2 separate regions of the Homo sapiens genome follow, and region 1 is linked to region 2. The links are chromatin loops, found by intact Hi-C in ENCODE. Cell type or tissue: Caco-2. All regions are shown on one strand. Links, peaks and the distances in the headings refer to the core of each region. The heading gives the core; the rest is flanking DNA.

Region 1 (4,983 bases), core at 1,285-3,784, 81 kb before region 2:
CTAGTAGAACAATTCACCTCAAAGCTGATAGACTGAACTGATATTGCTATGATTATAGCGGCCAGCGCTGTCCATCAGAAATATAAGGTGAGCCACGTATGTAATTTACAATTTGCTACTAGCCACATTACAAGAGTGATTGCATTTTAATAACATAATTAACCCAGTAGATACAAAATACTGTCATTTCTACATGATAGTATTTTTTACATGTACTCAGTAAAAAAATTATTCACGAGATACTGCTTTTATTTTTTACACAAAGATTTTATATTCCAGTATGTATTTCACACTTACACCACATCTCAATTCAGACTAGCCACACTTCAAGTGCCCAAGAGCCATATGTGGTTAGTGGCTATCATTGTGGACATTGCAGGCATAGAAAATTGTTTTGGAATTAGTAATGCATTAGAATGTTCAGCTGGATAAGATGGCCCAAATAATAGGGTGCCATTTCCCCAGTATGATCAGCAAAGAGCTAACTTAGGCAAAAATGCTAAATAAATGTGAATTATCTATGTTAGAAGAGAGAGAGGAATTCATAAATGGTATTTGAGTTTAGAAAGAGTTTTCACAGACAATGACTAACTTTTGCCGTTTTCTCTGATACTGCACTGATTTAGCTTTGCTTGGAGACATGTTTCTGGATTTTTAGGAGTCAGGAGACTCTGGAATGGAGTTGCAAGGGAAGCAATATAGCATAGTGGAGATATTCTTGAGAAACAGCCTGGGTTTCAGGAACAGGTAAAGCTATCCCTGCCACTTTCCACTTGGTGACATAGGGCAAACTACTTTACTTTGAGGAGCTAAGTCTTCTGGTTGCTAACGTGTGGATGATATCTTCACCTCCTTTCTGTTGTTGCTGTTGTGGGACTGAATGTGATAATGTTGACAAGTGTGCATGCTGGTACCATCATCACCACCTGCAGTAGCATCAGAAAGCAACAGAAAAGTTGTCCACTAATATGACTCTGCAACCAGGTCCCCAGAACACCAGACTTGCCCAGGCACTCCTCAGGGAGTAGATGGGACGATTGTATTAAGAGGCATAATAGTTCAGTTGCCAGAAGGCAAGCCAAATTAGTGTCACAGCGATGGCAGTGTCTGGAGGAATGTGGCTGCTAATGGAAACGGATGAATCTAAGAAAAGGGAAACCCAGTGGAGAAGTGGTGGGTATAGGATCAAGGATCCAGTAGATTCCTCATGAAGAATATGCAGGTTGAAAGCAGAAGTGGAGCAGAATTATCACTAAAAGGGCAGTCTCCTGAGCAGTGAGTCAAGAAGGAAAACCAGGGAGTCAAGAAGCGTTGACCTGCAGTTAGAGAATCAACCTTCGAAAAATCCGAAAGATAAATTGCATATTACTAAAGAGGAAGATCAAGTTTATTCCTCCTTCTTCTTTTATTTTATTTTTTTTATCATTACCTGAAACACAGCAAATTCTAAATAAATGTTTCATGAATGACTGACTGGCAGGCTGGCTCACTGGTGGAGGAAGCCTGTGATCAGAGCCTGAGTAGCCCAGCCAGTCTTGAAGGAGTTGCATCTTTACAGTGCACAGAGGTCACCCTGATTCAGGAGGAGCAGGCTTGTTATGCTCCTAGTGGTGAACAGGGGAAGAGAGGGAGAGAGGGTAAGAAGGGGTGGTGGGGTAGGACAGAGAGATGGAGAGAGATGAGGCCAATAGCTATCTTCGTTCTTCGAATCATCTGGGTCAGTAACGTGAAAGACAAAATTGGTTGGGCAAGAAGGCCCCACCTTCGGCCGGGCGTGGTGGCTCATGCCTGTAATCCCAGAACTTTGGAAGGCTGAGGCAGGTGGATCTTCTGAGGTCAGGAGTTTGAGACCACCCGGGCCAACATGGTGAAACCCTGCCTCTACTAAAAATACAAAAATTAGCTGGGCATGGTGGCACATGCCTGTAATCCCAGCTACTTGTGAGGCTGAGGCAGGAGAATTGCTTGAACCCAGGAGGCAGAGGTTGCAGTGAGCTGAGATTGTGCCACTGCACTCCAGCTTGGTGATGGAGCAAGACGCTGTCTCAGAAAAAAAAAAAAAAAAAGTAGACTGGCAGTGTTGAGGTAAGATTGCTATACAAACTATCACAAAAAGCATCAAGACTTCATTTCTTAATGTGGGGTAATCAGACCTCAGATCTAAACATAACTATGCCTGCAAGCAATTCTTGAGGGCCAGTTTCAAAAAGTCATCTCCTAAGAATTCCATGATGCTATCATGTACCCATGAAGATCAGGTTAGCCCTGCTCCTCGGCAGAAAGCATCTTTATGATGACAGTCTTGTGCATATTACAGCCAGTGAGCTTTTCTCCTGGGTGGCCTTTAGATAAACCCTGTGAAATTCTGGCTCCCTGAATTCCTTTTCTCATGTTTCAAGCTGAGCAGCCTTTTCTGTGTGTATAGAGTCTCTCCAAATAGTCAAAGGCCATTGGTTAGGTTTCTACTCACCCCATTCCAATCCTAGTCCTATCCCACCTTCCTGATTTCACAACCAAGATACCTTAATAAGTGTTTGAGGAGTTCCCAAACTCTTTGTCCTCATATTTGCAGAAAAGTTTCTGGTTCACTGCAGAAGTTAATTCACACATGCCAGTGTGGTTAATAGTTAGATTTCAAAAAATCAACTTTATTTTCTTATTCTTTTGGTCTTCAGCTTGCCTGTCTGAGCCACCAACTTGAGTAAAACGTTCTTTTACTGTGTGGTGTTGACTGCACTTTGGGTGGGATTGAAGAGCACAAAGTAAGACCAAGAATCATTTCCTCACTGTCCACATGTGAAACTTGCATTTTTTTTCACATGATTGCAAGCGCAGCAACAAAATCTACTGCTATTTGTGACTCTGAGAAAGTCAGTAAAAACTACTCACATTTAAAGGTCTCATTCAAGGTAGGTCAGCTCTACAGTACCGCTTCCCAGATGTGTCAGAAGTTTGGAGGTGTTGCTTGAAGCCTTCACTGAAGAATTGCTTCTGCCATCTAGGTTTGTTTTTAAATAACATGTGATTAGACTTGTTTCTATTTACAGGTCTCTACACACCTGGTTTATCAGCCCTGTGGTTCAAAGAGCATCCGTTTAAAGCCAGTAGACAAGACTGATGTCAAGTTATTGCTACTGGGAATTCTGTCTTTACATTTACTGTTAAATTCAAGATAACATCTAAGGATACAGATGAAAAACATAAATTGATGATGGCACTGAATAATGATGTTAATTATCATTTAACACGTGTATATTATGTTGCAGACACAATGCAGACACAAAGCGTTTACTCTTTTTCAGCTATTACCTCATTTGGGTTTCACAATAATCCTGTGAGAAATAATATCTCCATTTCACAGAAGAAAACATGAGGCTCAAATCGTTAAGATGCATTTCAGATTCATGCAGTTTATAAGTGGTGGAGCCCAGATACAAACAGAGGATTGATGAACTCCAGGGTTTAGGCTCTTACTAATACGTAAGAAGCAGGTACCAACCAGCACCGGCAGCCTAAACAGTTTCTGGAGGAATTTCAGGTTGGAGATAGATTAATACAAATGGATCTACACTGGCAGAGAGAATAGAAAAGTTTAAAAAAGTGTTTTTTTCTGTAAAAATATTAATGGCAAAATAGAAGACAACGTGATAAGGAGCAGTGAAAATCACAGAAGGAGAGCTGGGGGAGAGACAGCTATGGAGGATTTTGAGACCATCCAGAGAAGAAAACAATGACTCCCTGTGCTTATGAGAAGAGAGCTGGAGACACATCATGAACTTTTTCAAATGCTTCCAGCATACCATAGCTTACATTGTCACCAGAATGATTTAAGAGAAACCTATGTTAGAAGTCCTTTTGGTGGCAACTCCGTAATCTGCTCAGTGTCCAACAAGACTCTTTCCAGCCACCAAATAAACAATTCTAAGGCATAGCTCTGATGGTTAATTTTATGTCATAGGAAATTTATTTTAACCTGCTTTTATTTCATGGGTGCTTTCCAAGTTTTGCATGCTAACTACAAAGGGACAAATGTTTCCCATCAGGCCAGAAGGAGAAGAGATGGGCCATAAACAGAATCTAGACTAAAAATACAAAAACCATTTCTTGAAATAAAATATTTATAATTCACGCATTTGAAAAAACCCACACCCCTTTGCCTGGAGTCATTTCTGATAACGATTAAAGATCTTTTAAAAGGTATATTAGATTCCCCTTAGGCTGTATTTCATTTTTTTTGCCCACTTTCTTACAGAAGCCATTATTACCGGTATATCCTATCAGCAGCTTGTCTCAGCTCTACCGTGTGCCTTTTTTCTGTTATTTCGCTCTTTCTTTCTTTTCTTGTTTTACTAGAATTACTTTGCCATCACTGCATAGATTAGCTGCAAAGTCCCATTCAGCGACTAACCTATACGCATGCCTGGAAGTGTTACAAGTCAACATAACATGGGGTAACCACTGACCAATGAAGGAAAAGAACTGAGGGATAAATCCTCCCTCTTCTATGTAACTGGAGGGCGATTTTGAAGCGCACTTACTCTATTTGACTCATTGAAGTATGCCCAGTGGGATCCAGCCTCAGTTGCCTGTAGTCACAATCAACTTTGTAGCACTCTTGGACTGGCTTCCTCTTTTCCCATTTTCCTGCTTCTCCACTTTGAGTTCACTTCCCCCCAGTCCGCCGCCCCCCAACCACCACCAAAAAACTATTTGCACTCAGTGCTTGCCTCAAGCTTTGCTTTTTTGCTGAAACCTAGGCTAAGAAAATATTTTATCACTGAAGCACCCGACCTATTTAGTTTCTCTTTAAAGTGTTGCACATTGAATATTTTAAGTAATGTATTAAAACTTATCTTGATTGGAAATGTATTTAAAATACTTACTACCCTTTACATAAGTTCAGTTTTTTCAGGATATGATAAAACAGCTTTGGCAGTCACTAGTTTAACAAGAATGGCATGCAATTTTGGTCTGTAAATAGTT
Region 2 (4,983 bases), core at 1,672-4,171:
CCCAGCGCATTGGGAGGCCGAGGCAGGTGGATCACCTGAGGTCAGGAGTTCAAGACCAGCCTGGCCAACATGGTGAAACCTCATCTCTACTAAAAATACAAAAATTAACTGGATGTGGTGGCAGGCACCTGTAATCCCAGCTAATCTGGAGACTGAGGCAGAAGAATTGCTTGAACCTGGGAGACTGAGGCAGGAGAAGTTGCAGTGAGATGAAATTGCACCACTGCACTCCAGCCTGTGCAACAAGAGCAAAAAAACAAGAGCAAAAAAGGTGTCACACCTTTCCCCAAGGGAAGATTAGCAGAAGTTTACCTAGAAGCAAGCACTGAGGCCTCTGAGTATATAACATTGCCAGAACAGCTCTGTCCTATATCATTCTCGAGCTGGGCTCAGATACACCAACCCATGAGGCCTGGGTTAATTTTTTGCCTAGCTCAGTATTGGTGTGGATGGGTTGTGCCCCGGCCATCATTTTACTACCTACCATCCAATTATAGCTGTCTTCTATCTTTTCTCTATGTTTACTCTACTCTTATAACAGGTTTCTGCCTGTCATCCTCACAATGGGTACCAGATATCACCTTCTTCCTACATGCCTGCCAGAGCCAACATATACAGATACGCAGATTTTGAACTTCAGAATTCAGCAAGGCACCTTCAGACAGACTACTCACAGAGTTTTACGGTGCCCAATCTACACAACCACACCTGGTAGCGTTCCTGGCCTTTGTGAAACAATTTACATGGCTTTGTGCATATAATGCTCACAACAATCCCATTAAGGTAGGCATTATTATCTAAATTCTCACAAGAGAACACTAAGCACAGAGAGGTTACATTCCCCAACGATTCACAGCTACTACATAACCAAGCTAAGAGATATGTCTGGACAACTGCATCTGAGGCTTTCAAAAATTTTTAAAGCCAAATCAGCTTTTGCTCAGTGAAGCGTAAGCAAAAACACAACTAAAACAGAACAAAGTTGAGCAGCTTCCCTCTGATTTGTCCCATCTTCTCTTCCTTCCCCAGGCCCACTAAGGATTCCCAAGGGCTCTTAAATGATCCTTGGTTGCTGACTTTTTCTGGGCTAGACAGAGGAATCCACTGAACCCTTGTAAGGTTATTGTTACAAGGGTATTTGTACAGCTCTTGATAATCTCCTTTCTATACAGTCTAGAGCTTTCTACCTTCTCCCTACAATCAATGCTTCACGTCTCCCAGTTGCTGGCTGCACCTGTTCAATAGACTCTTTTTGTTGAGTTTCACTGAAGCCAAGATAAATGTGCTTCTTTGTTACCATCATCTCATTACAAATCAGACAGAATTCTCCAAGCCCCTTTGAACATGAACATCTGGAATACAGCCTACTTTCCATGCCTGGAGAGGAGCCTTTGAGGATACAGATCCCTCTAACTCCAGGCATTTGGGGACCCAACTACATCTCTCTTTGCACCCTCTCTTCTTGCTTAAATCTAAATAAGCCTCTTGGTCAAAAGCAGAGCCATAGTGCATCAGCACCAAGCTCCTCACTAAGAGAAGGCCTTTTTACTAATTCACAGAGCTCACTTAATGGTGAGGCTGGTTTTAGCCCTTGCAAAGTACATAAGGCATGGAAACATTTTCCCTTCACTTGGTTACCTCCTGACAACCCATAGACCCAAACAGTTCACTAGTCTGCCACTTCTCTGACTCTACAGGATGGGTTGGGTACCCCTCGGTAAACTCAGTCCTTCTCGCATCATAGCATTTAACTCTCTGTCTTGTGGCTCTCTGCGTATTTGTTCCTCCCCAACTAGACTCCCAACTCCAGGAGAAAATGGACTTTATCTTCTTTGTTCAACACTCTACCCATGCCCCTTGCACTGAACCTGACATATAGTAGGTGCTCATTAAAGATCAGTTGAGTGAATGAATTATTGTGAATTATTGGGTTACAAAGTACTAGTTAATGATTTATATTTCTAGTGGTAATAATAACTATGTATTTAGATTGGATTTATTTTTAATTTTTAAACTTGTATTAAGTCTGGGAAGATAATTTTAACTCTCCTCTCAAAAATGTAAGTAACATTTGTTCTTTATTGTTGGGAATAATAATATAAATGGGTTTGAATTCAGTTTGCAATTCAAATAATTGACCATCTGTCTGTATCTGGTTGTAATTTTGAATTTGTCAACCATCTAAGCAGATTTGAATAATCCTTTAATGAATCTTTAATTTGCTTTAAAGAATGTGTTCTATTAAACTTATTCTATCATCCATTGTAAAAAGTTATTTAAATTTTGATGTAAATGTAATGTTTGTGCTTTGTTTAAACAGTCAACAGTCAACATTTCACTGTCTGAAAAACAAGTCTGACAGCAAGTATCTATTTTTATTATTATCAAAAGGTTTCTTTTTACTTTTAAAATATTGAACTTAAATACCAAAATTTTAATTAAATTTGGCAATGTGTACTTTTGCCTTGATGTCACATAATTTTATCTCCTCTAAAATTCCCCAAACTAAAACCCTAAGGTTTTCTTCCTCTACCAAATGTGACTGAGGTATAGAGTTTGAATCTCGGATTACAGTCTTTGTTCTTTGCAAAAGAACCACAGGTGCTATAGGTAGCCTCTTTGATCTCTTCAACTCACAGCCCCTACTTAGGTACCCATAGAGGGAAATATTTGAGAATTGAGTTTTGTCCACTTTGACTTCCCCTTGACAAACTGGTTCTCACATTATTTCCAGAGACAAATATTTTGAAAGTGAAGAACACAAGAGGTCACTAAATATTAGCTTTCAAAGACTTCTAGTCACATGATATTTGCTTGGGTTACCTCTTCTTGGAGTCTATATAAAGAATGATGTTTACTCTTGAACACTCTTCGGTGCTGAGGTGCTGCTGGGCAAAGAAATATGCAGAAAAGAATGTAAACATGGTTGGGGCTTGCTTGGTTTTGTAGATGCAGAAACTTTTGCTTGATTTAGGCAAGTCAGAACACTGAGAAGTAGAGAATGAGAAACACATAAGACTTTAAAGGCAAAAATGGTCTTACATAAAAATCAAAAGAGTAAAACATAACGAACATCTTCCTAACCCAGATTTTACACCAGGTCTGAGTTGATTTCTCACTACAACTTAAGAGTACAGCTACAACATTTTCTACTGGTCTAAAATAACTGAGAATTATTTAATTTACCTTATCCAACAAACATGAAGTGATAGGCCTAGTGAATCAGAGTTTTAAGTCAATTAAGTATAATTTGTAACTGTCAGAAATCTAAGTTAACCATTCAGCCCCTCTCCCTGAAAATATTATTGGATGAAGTTAAACTTGAATAGCTTCCAGTAACTGAATTGTCCCAGATTAGTTCAGTTAACACTGCACGTGTTAAATGCTTATAAACTTTTACCTAAGATTTTTCCAAGGTGGTATGTGCATTTTGCTGCCTTCCTTACACACAGCATTTAAAACATAAACTTAACCTTTTATGACAATTCAAGTCTAAATTGGTATTGTTCTACTGAAAGCAATATGTTAAGATCTCAAACAGTCCAGGCTCAGAGATTTCTCAGCTGTGTGATAGTTGACAAATTATTTAATTTTTCGATCCTCTGCTTTCTTCTTAGTAAAATGAGAAATATACTTACTTGCCTGACTGCCAAAATGTCTGTGAGGGCAGTGAGGCAGCAAATGTGAAGGAAATGTACAAACAAGGCAATATTTTGCAGATACGAGAGCAGGGAAGTATGGGGAGGAGCAGTTAGATGGAAAACTTTATTACAGATAATATTTTGACAAAATTTTCAACTGTTTTTCAACTTTCATTGCTCTATGTAGGATCGTTTTCTTGATAAAGTTACATTAATTTTGTTTAAAAATTATGCCTTTAATTAAAAGAAACTTTTCCATATGTTATTATACTTTTTCTCGTTTGTCAACAAACATATTTGTGTTTTTATCCTCTTCTTATAATTTTTTTCAAAGAACTCTTAACCTAATAAAAAGAATAACATATAATTCTCAAGAGATTTCTATGTGCTAGGTACTATTTTCATCCCCATATTATAGATGAGGAAACTGAGGTACGCAGCCATTAGGTAGCAAAAGTAATTTTCCCAAGAGCAGACAATACAGATGAGCTTCAAGGCAAGCAGCCCGCCTCAGAGCCTATGCGCTTCACCCTTAAACCATCTAACAATTCAAAATTCTGCCATTATCTTTACCATTTCCTTCATCCCGCTTTCCTTACATTTACTCTGCAGGTTTGGGGAAGCACTTGTGATGATTACCTAATTCATTGCATTTCATTCTGTCCTGATAAGAATGAAAACATTTAAGAATGTAACTTATCCTCTAAATGTATCTCATTGCTGTTATTTTCTATATAACATTTATAAAAATTTATAATCACTATCTTCTTTTATTCAGATCAAGAATATCTATTAAATCATTAAATAAAAGTTTGTTGAACAGTTTTTACAATTCTTCAGATTTCATCTACAATTAAAACCAAATTAATTAAATTGTACAAGATCATATCAGTGAACATGGATAATTTGATTTCCTCTTTTCCAATTTGGATGCCTTTTATTTCCTTCTCTTGCCTGATTGTTCTGGTGAGGATTCTAGTACTATGTTGAATAAGAATGGTGAAAAATAAGCATCTTTATCTTGTTCTAGTTCTCAAATGCTTTCAACTTTTCCCCATTAAGCATAATATTGGCTGTGGATTTATTGTATATTGCCTTTATTATATTGAAGTATGTTTCTTCTATACCTAGCTTGTTGAGGATTTTTATGGTGAAGGATGCTAAATTTTATTGAATGGTGGTTTCTGCATATATCAAAATGATCATACGGTATTTGTCCTTAATTCTGTTTATGTGATGGATCACATTTATTAATTTTCATATGTTGAACAATCCTTACATCCCTGGGATAATTCCCACATGATCACGGTGTATTATATTTTTGATATGCTGTTGGATTTAA

Evidence for each region. Hi-C counts contacts between places; a loop is a spot of excess contacts. Peaks named below come from ENCODE experiments on the same cell type or tissue, not always from the same donor. Only the 100,000 strongest peaks of a DNase experiment are listed, where the experiment ranks them.
Region 1: a loop joins it to region 2, with 9 times the contacts of the local background. A loop is called at or near these places in 2 of 110 quality-filtered maps.

Annotation. Positions count from the first base shown.
Region 1 is chr15:94,027,404-94,032,386 of GRCh38, forward strand. The region is part of intron 2 of LINC01581 (long intergenic non-protein coding RNA 1581); the gene reads right to left. It also overlaps the pseudogene LOC105371032. Among named protein-coding and RNA genes, the nearest start is that of LINC01581, 78 kb to the right of the region's middle. In Caco-2, for the core only: no CTCF peak of the experiment used is centred there; a DNase peak (open chromatin) is centred at 2,328.
Region 2 is chr15:94,108,073-94,113,055 of GRCh38, forward strand. No RefSeq gene overlaps it. Among named protein-coding and RNA genes, the nearest start is that of LINC01581, 2.6 kb to the left of the region's middle. In Caco-2, for the core only: no CTCF peak of the experiment used is centred there; a DNase peak (open chromatin) is centred at 2,899.